Regions from separate parts of the Homo sapiens genome. Here region 1 is linked to region 2. A link is a loop called in an ENCODE intact Hi-C map of the cell type or tissue named here. Cell type or tissue: heart right ventricle. All regions are shown on one strand. Each heading gives the region's core, and the rest is flanking DNA. Links, peaks and the distances in the headings are about the cores only.

Region 1 (8,929 bases), core at 2,582-7,581, 120 kb after region 2:
CAGGCCCTGGTGTGTGATGTTCCCCTTCTTGTGTCCGTGTGTTCTCATTGTTCAATTCCCACCTATGAGTGAGAACATGAGGTGTTTGGTTTTTTGTCCTTGCGATAGTTTGCTGAGAATGATGGTTTCCAGCTTCATCCATGTCCCTACAAAGGACATGAACTCATCCTTTTTTATGGCTGCATAGTATTCCATGGTGTATATGTGCCACATTTTCTTAATCCAGTCTATCATTGTTGGACATTTGGGTTGGTTCCAAGTCTTTGCTATTGTGAATAGTGCCACAATAAACATACGTGTGTGTGTGTCTTTATAGCAGCATGATTTATAATCCTTTGGGTATATACCCAGTAATGGATATATACCCAAAGGATTATAAATCATGAAGGATATGAACAGATATTTCTCAAGAGGAGACATTTATGCAGCCAAAAGACACATGAAAAAATGCTCGTCATCACTGGCCATCAGAGAAATGCAAATCAAAACCACAATGAGATACCATCTCACACCAGTTAGAATGGCATCATTAAAAAGTCAGGAAACAACAGGTACTGGAGAGGATGTGGAGAAATAGGAACACTTTTACACTGTTGGTGGGACTGTAAACTAGTTCAACCATTGTGGAAGTCAGTGTGGCGATTCCTCAACGATCTAGAACTAGAAATACCATTTGACCCTACTTGGAATTTCTGTACCACTGGGAATTACAGTCTTCAACTTTTTCTATAAGGGTAATCCACTAATGCTGCTTTAGGGAAAAAGCAAATGTCATGGGAGAGAGAAAATCATCCTAGATGGCTTAGTTAACCATTTCCTTATTGTATTTTCTTATTGTAATATATGTGGGAAGGGGGATGTAAGATTTCTGATTTCTGCAGGTTGGAGAGGGAGCTACACAGTGGGAGCGACTGATGGTTTCTGCTACTTTTCTAGCCCTGTATATACACATCAGCTGGGGATGAGGCCACATGCTCATCTTATACAGATGAGTACTGATTTCTCCTGGGTGCTGAAAAACTGTTGTTAGATATTATCAGTTTAGTTTTCATTGCTATAGTTCTGTCAGGTCATATTTTTTGTTTTTGTGTATTTTAATGGGATGTAGGGAGAAGAAATGCCATAAGATGTATCAACACTTTATTTTTATGATGTCACACTAATGTATTGCTACAAACTTACCCTCAGTAGTTATAATTTTCTGGGATCATTTTAGAATAGATGATGTCCATTGTTGAGCTCATGTTTTCCTATCCGTGGAAATCTAGCATCAGCAGCTGAAACCATCAGTTTTGGGATGACTTTCAAGCCTGATTTGTCCTGTCCCATGATCCACTCAAGGCACATAGGGAAGCAGCTTGGCGTCCTGGCCGGACCACTAACCCTGGAAGGCAGGGGCCATGTATGACTTACCTTTGAATCCTGTGTACTTTGCAAAGGGCCTGGCACCTGGGTTTCTAGAATATATCAAATTATGGTTTTTTGTTTGTTTGTTTGTTTTTTAGAACAAATGGAAAGCCTATAAAATTTCCAGAGAAAAACTCAGTCACCTTTTCAGGCACTCTGTCTTCAGCTTCTAATGGGATAACTATTTTGATATGTAGCAAATGAGGTTTTTTAAAAATCTTAAGTGCAGTGGTAATTTCATACTAATTATTGCACTGGACAAATAAATTATTTTCATTGAAAACCTAAGTTATGCAAAACTATGATTTAAAAGAAAAGCAGAATTTTTATTTATTCTCAAGCTAACCTATTATTTCAAAATAAGCCAAGTGCCCTGCTTTCTAGGGTAAAGCTAATGCACCCTAAAACTTTGTTTACTGGTTAGCACGCTCCAAACTCTGCGTTGCTCTGCTCTCCATGAGGATCTTCGTGCAGAGGCTGCAGCTTGCTCAGCTTCAGAAAGTCATGGCAGAAGTAATAAAACTGCTGGTAGCAGCATTTAGGTACCCAAGGGAACGTTCTCACAAGCCAGCAGCTGATCTTGAGTTGAAAGAGGCAAGTGATGAGCTACAGAAGCAATGCAGCAGTCTGATATGCCAAGTTCTGGGTACCTGACCACTGGCAGGTTCAGTATCAGCTTTCAGCCTGCTAAGGCATGGGTCCGGTTTACCACCTATTTTGTTTGTATAAAACTATATAGAAAATCTATTTCAATGTAATTTTTTAAACAGTGGACTGATTGATTATGTAGCACATTTACCATGGTTTTTCTGTGATTTTTCAAGAATCACTGATGTGTCCTATTGTATTTTTGTCCTAGTTAAACTTCACAGCGTCTCTGTCAGTGTACTGTTTTTTATCTGCAATTGCAAAGTGCTGATAAAGGTCCTTTCTGTTTTCCAAAAGAGCAATGATAGAGTGAAAAAAAAAACCCAAATAGTCTCGTGGTACTCATTGCAGAAATATAGTTTAGCCCAGAGTAAAAAAGCCTTTAAAACTTCATATTATCTTGCCACACTTATTACTTCTGAAAATTTTATTAGTGTTTTGATCTTTTGGCAATTTAAAAATGGGAGCTGCATGTTTGAAAACTAAAATTATTGTTTGGAAATGTCTAGGAAATATGGTTTTATTGATAAATTTGGGTTTAAGTGTTAGTGGACATGCATAGCTTGGTAGATACATAAGATCCCATTATACTATAGCCAAATGTAGGATTTTAAAAATTATGATTAAAATGTCTACTACCTGTATTTTAAGACCACATGAGTCCGAATCTCATAGATTTAACAAATTCAGGTAGTTGGAACTCAGTTGTAAACCAAGAAATAAAGCCAAAAGGAATTTGGTGCAGATAAAATTGATACCCAGAAGCTTGTATAGTCTCAGCTCTTCTTCCTTCTCACCTCCCTCCCCTCTCCCCCTACACTATGGGAGGTTCTTTTAGGAGCTTGTTTTACAGTTCTAATAGTTCTCTGTTTTTTTTTTTTAATAGTTCTCTCTAGTTAAAAAGAGGCAGTTCCAACTCTGCCAGAAAGGCAGACAAAGAAAAATGATAAAAATCAGACAGAAAAACTCTAAAAGCATTGGGACTATCTAGTGAAGTGACAGGAAGCCCTGAATATTTCATTTGCTCTAATACAGAACAATGTGGATATTCATCATAACCGCCCTGACATGTTAAGGGAAGATTAAATTATGTTCAATACGTTATATCAAATAAAGTTCAGAAATGTACAGTACATTTCAGGAAGCATTCTGTGCAAGAAAGTTATTGTCTTTATGAATGTAAAGGAAAAAAAAAACCTCAACTCAGCAGAGAACATAGATATCCAGAATAGCAACCATTGTATGATTACATATTAACCTTCCCATTGTTGATATGTACTGGGGACCTCTGTTGTTTATAAGTGCTGTGACCTTGGCCGTGAGACTTTATACTAATACCTATCCCTCAGTAATGTTCTGTAGATTCACCAAGATTTATCTTTGTAAAGTTTTTCACATTGTACTTGCCAATTAGTATATATTTAATAATTGTGGCTATTATGCATTTCAAGCTTCCTGTGAACAAAAAATACATTGGAAGCCAGGTCGCGTCAAGGATTACAGACCACACATTACATTTTCATGAGCCTACACTGCTAGGTGTTTTCTTGTTGGGTACTCTGAAAAATATTACATGAACTAAAAGACTGTCAACATTGGAGAGAGTATGCCATAATCTTGAAGTAGCTGGCATTGTTACTGGATATGTATGGCTTAAGTCTTTGGTTTGGAGGTGGGAGGCTGTCCTGTGCATTGCAGGATGGTTGGTTAACAGCATCCCTGGCCTCTACCCACTGGATGCCAGTAGCACCCCTCCTCCCACCCCAGTTATAACAATCAGAGATATAGGCATTGCTCAATGTCCCTGGGGGCCAGATCACCCCGGCTGAGAACCACTGCACTAGAGAAACAAATGTGTAAATATGGAGCATGAAGTTTTAAATAGTGGTCACAAGTGAATGCTGAGTGTGTTTAAATTCTCATTCCTTTTGTGCTATGAGGCTTTGACTACATGTATCTGCTTTACTATAATTCTCTCTCTGTGTGTGTGTGTGTGTGTGTGTGTGTGTGTGTGTGTGTGTCTTTTCACCTTATAATTTAGGTGTTGTTTAGTGACAGTTAAAGGATACTAAGAAAGGATTGGGATGAAACAGTGTGTTTTATCCAGTATTTTGAGAGTAAGGCTTCCCAGGTGAGCTTCCGTCACTGATTTTTTGGATGGCTGTACATTAATTAACATACATTTATTGAGTGCATACCCTTCTAAAAAGTCCTGTGCTAGGTACTGCAAGGAAAAGAATTTTTTTTTTTTTTTTTTTTTTGCCTGAACCTCCTGGATGAGGGAATTTCTTTTCTGGCATGTAACGTTTCTTTTCTCGGCCCATGTGTCTGGAGTGCTAGTTATTCTTCCCCTCCAGTCCCAAACAGCTTCTTTTCCTATGGCTTCACTGACCTTTCGCTCTAAAATCCTCATGCTTGTGTTCACCTCTTCCCATTCCCCCATCTCTATTGCATCATTATGCGGGTTTGCAAACATCATCATCTTCTTTCTGGCATGACTCAGACTCCTGATAACGTTCATTTCTGGTTGCCTTATTTAGGGAAAATCATCTTCTTCTTCTAGGCCATATTAGCATGGGACACTCGTCCATCTATTACTCAGTAGCTCTTTAATTTCAAAATATAGTCCTAATCAAAATTTTCTAGCTCTTTATTTTACTTATATTTTGGGGGACTCATCAGTTATGATTAAATGGGTCAACTAGTAACAGAAATCTAAGTAATACTTGTAAACTAAATAGAATTAATTTTCCCTTGATGTAGAAGTCAAGAGGCTGGTATGGTGATGTTGTGATTTCATCAGCCTCTCAGTTTTTCTCAATCCTTCTATTCTGCGTTCCTATTCTGTAGCTTCCATCCTCAAGGTCAAGTCATGGTCTAAAGATGTCTGTCTGTCTATTGCAGCTCCAACCATCACATCTGAGTTTTAGAAATAGAGATGTAGAAAAAAAGAAAGGCCTGTCAATGGAATGCTTTCTGCTTCTCTGAAGTCCCTCTTAAAATTGTTTAAATTTTAACACCTATCTACAAGGGTGGCTAGGATATGTAGCTGGGCACATTGTTGCTATCAACAATACAGAGATTGTGTTAATAAGGAGGAAGTGAGAATAGATATTGGCCAGGCAGCAGATGTCTCTGCACACAGAGAATTTTGAGTGGAATTTATGTCATCGATGTTTTATACACCATATACAAAATAGGACTTTAAGAAGATGTTTCATAATCTATACAGCAAAATTTACTATATTAATATTGAGTTATTACTCCTAAAATTTGTTCCTTGTGCTCAAATACAGAATTGGAAGGATTCTTTATCATTGCTCCAAGGAATGAGGGGGAAAACTGTCACATTCCTCTGAAAAGTAAAAAATGTGGTCCATCAATCTAGTTGACTATTTTTTTTTTCACACTGATCTGTCAGAAGTGGCTGATTAGCTGTGGGTTTCTATACATAGCTAGCATTTATCAGAGAAATATCATGAGGACACTCTTTCTGTTGAATATACGAAAACCATAACCAGTTTCTACATGTAAGGGAAGGAGTGGTACACAGGTCTGTCAAACTGTGATGCAGGGTGGTGTGGGGAAAGGAACGGACTACGTTCAAGAAGCCTCTCTTCTGCTTCACGTTGAACATTTCTGACTCTGTCACTTTTCCTCAATCACTGTAAGCCTCTGCTTTTCATCTATAAAATGGGACTAATCCTTAACTCGGCTATCATTTGTTGTGTCCCTTCTTAAAGATACATTGAATGCCCATCTGTGGCAAGATACCAGAGTAGGACAGAGCTATTGTTATGCTTAAATAAAATATCTTGTAGAAAATCATATGTAAATTCAAAGTGCTATTGGGTTGCTGATATGGAGATTATTTATTTTTTTTATCATTTAGATCCAGATCAGATTTTAGCCATTCTTGGCAACAGATAAACTCTATTTCTCAAAAATTTCTAGTAGCAATCAATTATCTCAAAAAAATTCTGCTGTCCTGTGTGACACTGCAACTATGTATTACCCATTAATGCTAATTAGGAAGGACCTGGGAAGCACAGCCAGATAACCTATAGTTTATTCCCAGCCCTCCTACTTGGCCTCCAAACTTCCACAAAACACTAGCTTCCTTTGTGCCTACTTCCAAGCCTAAAATTCTTAAGTAACTTTATTATTTATTTGTTTATACAGTGGCAAAATCCTGAAATCCTTCACATACTTGTTAGGCAACATTAAATATTTGTGAAGTCTGAGTGGCACACTCACCTTAAGAAGCTTCAAATGAGGCCAGGTGCTGTGGCTCATGCCTGTAATCCCAGCATTTTGGGAGGCCAAGGCAGGTAGATCAACTGAGGTCAGGAGTTCTAGACCAGCCAGACCAACATGGTGAAACCCCGTCTCTACTGAAAAATAAACCCATACACAAAAATTAGCCATGCATGGTGGCTTGCACCTGTAATCCCAGCTACTCAGGAGGCTGAGGCAGGAGAATCACTTGAACTGGGGAGGCGGAGGTTGCAGTGAGCTGAGATAGCGCCACTGCACTCCAGCCTGGGCGATAGAGCATGATTCCGTCTCAAAAAAAAAAAAGCCTCAAATGAGGAATATATATTGAAAGAGTTTTATTTATTTATTTTGGTTTAATGAAAATTTGATCTGTTGTATTTTTAATTAGAAATTATTTGCTTCAAGGTTTTTATACAGGACATACAGGAACTAATTTGGATATTTTTAATATTATAGATCTGTACTGCGTTCTCAGAAGGCTACAAAACTCTGTAAGAGAAAAATAATTATTTGGCCTGCATTGTTTAAAAGGAGATCATATCTAGTTGAGGAAAACTGGTGGCGTTGGAGCATGGCTTTGACAGATTTTGATGGGCACAGAAAGCGAGGCTGGCTGAGCATTCCAGGAAGAAACCAAAATGTAGGGACCAGAGAAACTCCTGGGGATGATTTGGGAAAAGTGAGATTTTTTGATTATTCTAAAGAAATGGACTGAATGCCTCAAAAACAAGAGCTATGACTTATTTCTCGTCACCACTCCTAGCCTAGTTACAGTGATGACATAAAGAGAGCTTGGTGATCATTTATCAAACTGAATTACAACCAGTTTTAAGCCAAACCCAAAGACTGCAGAGAAATGGATATGCCCACCGTCTCTTCTGTAACTGTCATGCTTAAATATGACATAGGTGTTCCCTAAAGAGCATTTCACAATTTCTATTAGTGCACCATTCGAAATATGATGTTACAGAAGGCTAACAGTAAGTTCTGTGTCACAACAGAAGTTTATTCCAAGGAGAGTAGGGCCACAGATGGCATCTACTCAAATTAACAATGGGTGCTTAAGTCTCCCTTTCAGTAGCCCTAAAAAGTGATGACTCACCACCTCAGCATAAATTCCTAGTTTATTCCCAAACAGTCCATCTTGCAAGCTTCTCTTACATGAGCATACAAAGTTAGCCTGTAGATTTCAGGAGTGTGTTGGTAATTCTGGGTTAGAACTGACGTTTTTTGGTATAAGGATATTCAAATGGGCGGAAGTCCTTCAAAGCAGTGATTCTCAAATTTGAGTGAACATCACAGTCTCCTGGAGTACTTGCTAAAACACAGACTTCTGGGCCCTACCCTCAGAGTTTATGATTTGGTAAATTTGTGACACTAGCCTGAGAATTTGTATTTCTCACAAGTTACCAGATAATACCAAGGCTGTTGATTTGGGCACCACACTTTGAGAACCGTTCTTAAGGATATTCCGAAGCCAAGAGCAAGTAAACATCCTCTGTGGCAAAGCTTGGAGAATGAAAAACATAGAGAGGATATTTTACTTTGCTGCCTCAGGGCTGGTCTGGCTTTCTCTGAACAAAACGATGCCCACTCAGTCTTTCTCCTGCCATACAGGCCAAAAGAACTACCTTCCTGGGTGAGCTTTGCACTCTCATCCATCCGGGCTGTCATTCCTGCTCTTCTTTCCATGTTGGCACGCCTTCCCTTGCTATGCTCCCTATTGAAATACTCCTCCCTCTTCAAGGCCTAGCTAAATGCCAGAGGCTGTCTCTGATTCTCATGAACATGATGAATTGTTCAATGGGTTCCCATAGTTCCTTGCTTATATCTTTATGTCCCACTTGTAACATGTGCCCATGGCATACAATTCGTTTTATCCACTTTAATCTCTCCTGGAAGTGTAAGATCTAGAAGTCCAGAAGGGCAGGGATCGTGTGAGGTTTGATATTCCCTGGCATCTAGCAGAGTGTCTGGCATAGAGTAGGTGCCTGGCAAATAGTTTTTGAATAAATAAATGAGCCTTCCAATCTCTTCTCTTCTCACTTAGCCACATCCTCTGCATGAATAATATGACTGGAGGGAGGGGTTGCATTGATAACAGAATGAAGCTGAATTGAATCTAGAGACTGACAATTGAAGCTTAGCTCTACATTTATTAGTTGCTGGACCTCACGCAGTACACTGAACCTCTCTGTCCCATCCTCTGTCTAAATCAAAGGGTCCTAACTCTCAGCGGTGTTTCAAAGATTAAACAAGGCATTACACATGAGTGTTTTGGAAAACTGTAAATCCTATATAAATATGAATATGTTAGTTGCTTAATATTTCCATGTATAACAAAAGTATGTACATCTTCTACAATGACCCAAAGTGACAGTGGTTTCAATATATTTTCTATAATGAACTAGAATAAATGCTTTATTTGTCCACCCATTTTAAATGTGTTGCATATAAGAAAAGCATCTTATTTTTGTTTTTAATTTGTTTTATTTTTTATTTTTTGTCTTCAAAGGCGAGGGGAAAAATGAGATTGTTGAATTGAGAAGCAGGCCTCTTATTTGCCATATACCAGTAAATATCACTTAACCTCCCT
Region 2 (8,929 bases), core at 1,671-6,670:
AGGCCACAAGTTCTCTCGTCTTTTATGATAATTGTTACTTGTGTTCTGTTAAAATTTCTTTACCTGACAAATATGTCTTGAAATTATTCTCGTTTGTTTTTTCTAAAAGCTTTATTGTTTTACCTTTTACTATTTAGATTTATAATCTATCTTAAGTTAAATTTTTATTATAATCTACCTTAAATTAAATTTTTGTATGATGTGAGGTTTGGGATTAAGGTTGTTTTTCTTTTCTATATGGATGTCCAATTGACCTAGTACAATTTATTAAAAGATCATCTTATCCTCTCTGAATTGCTGAGGTACCTTTGTTAAAAACTAAATGACCACACACAAACATACACACAAACACACACACTCATGAACACTTTATTGTGTTTTATGTTTAATGTCTCTCTGCTTATGTCAATGCCACACTTTTAATTACTGTGTCTTTAAAGTCCTGAACTCTAGGGGTGTAAGTCCTTTCTCAAGACAGTCTTGGCTATTGTAGGTTTTGTGTGTGTGTTCATATAAATTTCAGAATCAGTTTTTATCAATATTCACAGATACACAAAGCATGCCAGCACTGATTGTGATGGTGTTAAATCTATAGATTAACTTGGGGAGTGGAACATTTAATAATTTGTAGAAAAGATGCAATCAAAAGATGCAATCTTCCAATTACAATTGGGAAATTTTATCTTCCAATCTATGAACATAGTCTAGTTCTTCATTTATAAGGTCGTCTTTAATTTCTTTCAGATATATTTTATAGTTTTAAGTTAGAAATGTTGCACAAATTTTATTAGACTTAAAAGATATTAGACTTTTTAATGATACTGTTCATATATATATACATATATATACATATATACATATATATACATATATACATACATATATAAATACATATATATGTGTGTATATATATATGTATATATATATATATAAAATTTTCTTTTTGAGATGGAGTCTCACTCTGTCACCCAGGCTAGAGTGCATGGTGTGATCTCAGCTCATTGCAACCTGGGTTCAAGTGATTCTCCTGCCTCAGCCTCCCAAGTAGCTGGGATTACAGGCATGAGCCAATATGCCCAGCTAATTTTTTCATGTTTTTAAAAAAATCTAATTGTGTTAGTCCATTTTGATGCTGCTGATGAAGACATACTTGAGACAGGGAAGAAAAAGATATTTAATTGGACTTACAGTTCCACATGGCTGGAGAGGTCTCAGAATCATGGTGGGAGATGAAAGGCACTTCTTACATGGTAGTGGCAAGAGAAAATAAGGATGAAGCAAAAGTGGAAACCCATGATAAACCCATCAGATCTCATGAGACTTATTCACTATCATGAGAATAGTACAGGAAAAACTGGCCCCCATGATTCAATTACCTCCCCCTGGGTCCCTCCCCCAACATGTGAGAATTCTGGGAGACATAATTCAAGTTGAGATTTGGGTAGGGACACAGCCAAACCATATCATTCTGTTCCTGGCCCCTCCAAATATCATATCCTCACATTTCAAAACCAATCACGCCTTCCCAACAGTCCCCCAAAGTCTTAACTCATTTCAGCATTAACCCAAAAGTCCACAGTCCAAAGTGTCATCTGAGACAAGGCAAGTCCCTCCTGCCTATGAGCCTATAAAACCAAAAGCAAGCTAATTACTTCCTAGATGCAATGGGGGTACAGGTATTGGGTAAACACAACCATTCCAAATGGGAGAAATTTGCCAAAACAAAGGGGTTACAGGGCCCATGGAAGTCCAAAATCCAGCAGGGCAGTCAAATGTTAAAGCTCCAAAATGATCTCCTCTGACTCCAGGTCTCACATCCAGGTTACGCTGATGCAAAAGGTGCATTCCCATGGTCTTTGGCAGCTCCACCCCTGTGGCTCCTGGCTATTTTCATGAGCTAGTGTTGAGTGTCTGCAGCTTTTCCAGGTGCATGGTGCAAGCTGTCAGTGGGTCTACCGTTCTGGGAGTTGGAGGGTAAAGGCTTTCTTCTCACACCTCCACTAGGCAGTGCCCAAGTAGGGACTCTGTGTGGGGGCTCCAACCCCACATTTCCCTTCCACATTGCCCTAGCAGAAGTTCTCCATGAGGGCCCTGCTCCTGCAGTAAACTTTTGCCTGGGCATCCAGGCATTTCCATGCATCTTCTGAAGTCTAGGTGGACGTTCCCAAACCTCAATTTTTGACTTCTGTGCACCTGCAGGCTCAATGCAACATGGAAGTTGCCAAGGCTTGGGGCTTCCACCAACTGAAGCCACAGCCCAAGCTCCACATTGACCCCTTTCAGCCATGGCTAAAGCAGCTGGGACACAGGGCACCAAGTCCCTAGATTGCACACAAGACGGGGACCCTGGGCCCAGCCCACAAAACCACTTTTTCCTACTGGGCCTCCAGGCGTGTGATGGAAGGGGCTGCCATGAAGGTCTCTGACATGGCCTGGAGACATTTTCCCCATGGTCTTGGGGATTAACATTAGGCTCTTTGCTACTTATGAAATTTCTGCAGCCATCTTGAATTTCTCCTCAAGAAATAGGTTTTTCTTTTTTGCTCTGTTTTCCTTTTAAAACTGAATGCTTTACAGCACCTAAGTCACCTTTTGAATGATTTGCTGCTTAGAAATTTCTTCCACCAGATATCCTAAATAATCTCTCTCAAGTTCAAAGTTCCACAAATCTCTAGGGCAGGGGCAAAATGCTCCCAGTCTCTTTGCTAAAAGATAACAAGAGTCACCTCTGCTCCAGTTCCCAACAAGTTCCTCATCTCCATCTGAGACCACCTCAGCCTGGACCTTATTGTTCATATCACTATCAGCATTTTTGTTAAAGCCATTCAATAAGTCTCTAGGAGGTTCCAAACGTTCCCACATTTTCCTGTCTTCTTCTGAGCCCTCCAAACTGTTCCAATGTTGGCCCGTTACCCAGTTCCAAAGTTGCTTTCACATTTTCGGGTATATTTTCAGCAACACCCCACTTCTGGTACCAATTTACTGTATTTGGTCCATTTTCACACTCCTGATAAAGACATACCCAAGACTGGAAAGAAAAAGAGGTTTAATTGGACTTACAGTTCCACATGGCTGTGGAGGCCTCAGAATCATGGTGGCAGGTGAAAGGCACTTCTTACATGACAGCAGCAAGAGAAAATGAGCAGGAAGCAAAAGCGGAAACCCATAATAAACCATCTGATCTCATGAGACTTATTCACTGTCACGAAAATAGCACAGGAAAAACCAGCCCCCAAGATTCAATTACCTTCCCCTTGGTCCTTCCAACAACATGTGGGAATTCTGGGAGATACAATTCAAGTTGAGATTTGGGTGGAGACGCAGCCAAACCGTATCACTAATTGTCCAGTTGCCATATTCTTATCATGTTTTTAGCTAAATCTTTTCCTTTGGGCTCTTTCTAATATACTGTTTATTATGAAATGATTTTGTCTTTTCCAGTATTTTCTAGGCTCATTTCATTTTTGTTTCACAATTATCCTGTTTCTTTGCATATTTCTCTTCTGTGTTTTAAAATTCCTAATTTGAAATACTTTCTCATACCTCCAAATTCTTGTTTGATTATTTTGAATTCACACTGGAGTGTTTTGTTACAGTTTCTTTGACTTTGTGATTGCTATTTTGGTAGATCCTTTTCATTGGCTAAATATTTTGATTCTTACTTCCTATTTTATTCCTACAGTAGCTTGTATTAATGTGGCCAGACAAACTCTTTTCATTTTAAAATTTCGTGGATTTTCCTCTCCAAGATATGACAATGTTTCAATGAAGGAGATGTGTGAAGTGTTCAGATGTTCAGAATAATATTATTATTATTTCTTATTTCAAGCATGATCTCTGATGTCAGTTCAGTAAAATGTAGTTTTATTAAAAATGGTATCCTTTGGGGACAAGAGGTAATATGAGTTCTGATTTTCTAATATTCTTATTGTAGTAGAACATAACATAATCTTGGATTTTACCTATGATTTCAGAATATGTTCTTCTTCTACATATGTTTTCTTCAGTGACTGCCACTTGTTCAAAATTTAGATATCAAATTTAGGAGTAAACCTTTTCCCAGGTATGGAATTTCAAATATTATAAAAACTTATGCTATGTATTTCTCTGTAGTTTTTATTGTGAATTTCTGGTGACATATAAATGTTTCTACTCTCTATTCTATTCCTTGGTTTTTGTTCCTTCTGTAACAGTTATTAAAAGATATTTATTTAAAGCACCTAGTCCCTATAATAGTAATATAGAAAATCTTTTGCATTGTACAGTAGTTCCTTTCATTAGAGACTTTGAGAGCACTTTATAGGCATTGTCTGGTGGAGAACATTTTTAGAAAGGATAAACAATTAAAATTCTTCTATATAAATTCATTGTGCTTTCCTAGGCTAACAGGAAAAGAAAAAGAAATAAATGTCTTAGGAAGACTGAAAGACTAATCTAGTGTTTTCTCATTTATGCTTCTTGATCAAGCATTTGGAGAAATTATTTGAAAATGTTGAAGACTAACCAGAAGGGAAATGTCCAGATAGTAAGGAAGCCCAAATGGATGTTAATTTATTTCAATACCTTCTACAGAGTCTGAGAGGCTTAGAGATTAAATCCATGAGCAGAGACGGTTTCAACCCTTAACCGTCTATTATATCCTTAACCTACTATTATATCCATCGCCTACAACTGTTCCCAGAGACAAACATCATTCTGTTCTCCTAGGTTCATGTATTACTGCCTGAATGCTTCTCTGGTGAGGTTTATGATATCACCAACCGCACAATGTCTGTGTTGGCCACGGTCCTCTTGGGGGCAGCAGAGCAGCAGTTGCTGTCTACTTGGCAGTTACTGAGGAGTCAGAGAAGTCCTGGAATTGAGGGAAGCTCCAGACTGAGAGGAAGACCAGAAGACAAGAGTGGAAGTGTTAGGATCAAGAAAAGATAAAAATGTATACAGCTATGTTCTGGAGGCAGATGTGAGCTGAAAGTTAAATACAAAGAGAAAGTAATATTTGCTTTCTCATCAAATGTTTCCTCAGTCCTTAATTTGGGACAGATCCTTGAGTGTTGTAATGAGGTCTCTGCCCAGTGTAATATTGAGACATATAAACAAGTGCCATGAACTAAGTGCAATGAAGATAAGCAACAGGTGCTGTGGGAATTCCAAAACAGGGACTGTAGGAGTGGGGAGGTGACAGATGGTGGAGGTGGCAATGGGGAGGACTTCATATGTGGATGACATTCATGGCAGGTCTTAGAGAATGACTTGCCAGAGAAAGAACAGGGAGACATTAGGGTATATACTGCACGCCTTGGGAATGGTGAGCTGTTCAGCTGAGCTGTAACATAACGTCCCTGTGTGGAAGTGGGGAAGACAAGGCAGTCAACTTTGCCAACTGTGCCTCTCCCCTCTAAGAAAATATCTCTTTTAATATACTCTGAGGACAAAGTCCATAAGCCCTCTTCATCAATACTCCTTATTTCCACGGCTCTTTGGGGTTCTTCCTTAAGAGAATGAAGAATATTTTGTTTTGCAGAAAATTGAGAAGTTTTATTGTTTGGTTAAAACCAGAAATCCCCAAGGGAGATATGAAATATGAGCCCTTACTCCGCTACAACATCGCAAGATAAGGACATGGGATAGGGAGAAGGGACTTTACCGGAAAGATAAAAAATGTCAACGTATCATTTAACCTTTGCTCATCGTTCTCCTTGGGTCCTCTTCGTGAGCTCTAGGCATCTCCAGACCCTCTGGACTTAAATTCTAAAGGATCCAGAATTTTTAGGCATCTTGGCACCTTGATCCTTTCCCTTCACTCAGCCTCAATGAATCAAAAAATACCCAGAAAAGCATAAACCTTACAAATCAATTAGGGGAGCGGTAGCACATATGCTATGAAAAAATTAGTGCAGTTTATCACTGATTAGCTTGTCTAATATTTGATGTGATGTGGGGCAGGGGTAGTAACATTGTTTTATTCTTGAGTTAGGACCCCAGACTTCCAGTGCCTAAGGAAAGGACCCCAGAACCTCTTCCCAATTCAACTTGAAACATTTTTAGACTAACATTAGTGTCTGGCACAGAATAGATAGTCAATAATAATTAGATGAACCCGTTAACCAATTGATTGGACTATATGAAACCAAAGGCGTTTATGAGGATTATTATCCCTGAGTTTGCTGCTCTGGCTCTTGCCTAAACAAATTTGAGACCAATGATACTTGTGAAAGAAAGTTATAGAGATGTGCTGACAAGTCACTGTATTCCCTAAAGCAAAGTTTTCCAACCAATGTGCTATTGTACAGTCTAATGCTTGTACTTTGAGAAACTGAACAATTCTGTGCTTGGAGTGGCAAGCAGGCTCTCCTTCAAATAGGGCTCCTAAGCCACTTACCTCAGGTCATAAATAGTCTCGTCTGAGACTCCTTAGAAGGCAGCATGATTAGAGAAGAATCTGAGGGTATGTTCCATGGTACCCACAAATTTTGAAGAATGAAAACTCCCATTCTCTGCTTTGGCAGCTCTGAGGTCTTGTTCAAGGAGATGTTCCTCCACCTGGATTTCTCCCTCAGCTGCCAATTGCTGAGTGCTTCTGCCAATTTTAGACAAGAGGTATGCAATGGTGAAGACATTCATATTCCAATTGATCAAAAGGCATGGCAGAATATCCAAAGTGCAGCCAGTTAGGGTTTGTAGGAGGCTGACTGTGGGGCTCTTGTGGTAGAGTTCTCAAACCCATCAGCCCTAATATCTGATACTTTTTTGTGACTGATTTACCCTTTTACTGGAGTCTGAGCTACCTCCAGTGTGACTGCTATAACAATGCAAGTACCATTTGCAGAATATGTTCAGACAATGCAAGTTAAGGTATTATCACCGTTTTGAAATACTTAATATAAAAAATGTTTTGCATTCAAACCCACTTACAAATCTTAGGAAAATGTACTATTTCATTTGTTAATGAAAGTTAGGAAAAGTTGTTAGATTCTTTAAATGTAATTTGAACTACAAATAGTCCCTGACTTACAATGTTTCAACATGATTCTTCAACTTCATGATAGCTGTATAGGGGTACTAAGTGCATTTTTGTTATTTTTGACCTATGATGCGTTTATCAGGATGTAGCCCCATTATAAGTCGAGGGGCATCTGTATTTTAAATATTTAGATGATTATAAAAATGTGGCTTTATCACCTACTTTTGGGAATGGTTTCTCATCAGTGATGACTATCAGGAATTTCGAGAGCTCATCATTAGAAAGTCTTGTCAGGAATTTTATGTGAATCATAAAATCTGAATTAAAAATTTTATGCTCATTGACAAAACTTTAACTTTCTTATCAATTTTTTTATAATTTTTTTTATTTTGCAGAAATGGGATCTCACGATGTTGCCCAGGCTAGTGTCAAACCCCTGGCCTCAAGTGATCCTCCCAGCTGTGCCTCCCAAAGTGCTGGGATTACAGGCATGAGCCACCATGCCCAGCCACAAATTTTTGAAAATATTTTATTTAGAAATTCTATCATGTCTAATATTTAATATTTTTCCTAATGTTTTATTTTACTTATAATTATATATTAAAAAGAAAAGCAAACTTTTTTCACCAGAGGATTTATGGAGTGTCCAAAATAACCTTCTATTTTCTGTCATGCAAATATTATTGCTTACTGTAAAGTACCATGATGTGCACATTCACCACTGCACCCCAGCCTAAAAAAAAGAACATGTTCTAAGTTTTTGAGACAAGTTAGGACACTTGCCTTAAAAAAAAGAACATGTTCTAAGTTTTTGAGACAAGTTAGGACACTTGCCTTGACTTTTTTTTTTTTGGCTTCCTATAGAGCTGCCTTCAGGTCTTATGATTTACTTCTTTAACATTTGGCTTATGAAAAGATTATAAATCTGCTGCATTTTTAGTGTTATAGATATTGTTTATTTAAATATCCAAATTGCATGTGATAGGAACCGTTTTGAATGTCTCACTGTCTTGGTGGACTTAGTGTGATCTGACATGAATTTCTTTTATCACCCACTGTGAACTCAGCAACCTGTTGAATTTCCTTTTTGCACTGGCTTCCAGAACAGTAGTTTAATTATCGATTGTGGTAACAATTATTGCTAAGACATATTAGAAATATTAAAGTTTGATATTAAAGTGGGATAAATTATGCAGACAAACAATCAAGAGTTATAATCCCCCATTCATTACAAAGAACTTGATGTTAAATGAAGATGAAAATCTTTATTGCCTAGATGCATCTACATATATGGAATTTTCCTCTTTTTTTTTCTTTTTGCTTTTCTTCCTAGTTTTAAGAATAATGTCTTTGCTGATATCCAGACATCACTCAGGCCTGATATAACTCTTGATGGGAATGTATACCACTCTCCTAAGCCCCATGCATATGAAAGTCAGGCAATTGAAGATCTGTACAAACCATGGTGCTAATTATGACACAGGAAAGCAACAAGGGTTGAAAATATCAGAATCTGACTTAGTATTGTTACTTACCATAGGAAAAAAAAGACCAAGCCCTGAAAAGTAAGAACATTAAAAATTTTACCTCCTGCTACAGTTAAAATGAAATAATTTTTAAGTGATTTTTATAAATGCAGTTCAAATTACACATCAAAGACATGCTAAACATGTCACACTGTCACGTTGTTTCTTCCACACAGTCCCTCACTATAGGACCATAAAAACATTTCCCAAATGATGGTGAGTGCTTTCTCTAGCTTGTCCTCAGAACCACTAACATCTCACATCTGTTTCCTTCTATATTGCATCAGATATATCTATCCTTTTCTGTGTGTTGTATTTATTAAAACACTCTTTCAGCCGGGCGCGGTGGCTCACGCCTGTGATCCCAGCACTTTGGGAGGCCAAGGCAGGTGGATCACCTGAGGTCAGAGTTCGAGACCAGCCTGGCCAACATGGTGAAACC

The links. Peaks named below come from ENCODE experiments on the same cell type or tissue, not always from the same donor. Only the 100,000 strongest peaks of a DNase experiment are listed, where the experiment ranks them.
Region 1: a loop joins it to region 2, with 2.1 times the contacts of the local background. A loop is called at or near these places in 3 of 110 quality-filtered maps.

What each region holds. Positions count from the first base shown.
Region 1 is chr3:192,651,428-192,660,356 of GRCh38, reverse strand. All of the region lies in intron 2 of FGF12 (fibroblast growth factor 12), which reads left to right. Among named protein-coding and RNA genes, the nearest start is that of FGF12, 72 kb to the left of the region's middle. In heart right ventricle, for the core only: no CTCF peak of the experiment used is centred there; no DNase peak of the experiment used is centred there; H3K27ac peaks cover 4,911 bases.
Region 2 is chr3:192,768,570-192,777,498 of GRCh38, reverse strand. No RefSeq gene overlaps it. Among named protein-coding and RNA genes, the nearest start is that of FGF12, 45 kb to the right of the region's middle. In heart right ventricle, for the core only: a CTCF peak has its summit at 4,793 (motif pointing right); a DNase peak (open chromatin) is centred at 4,796.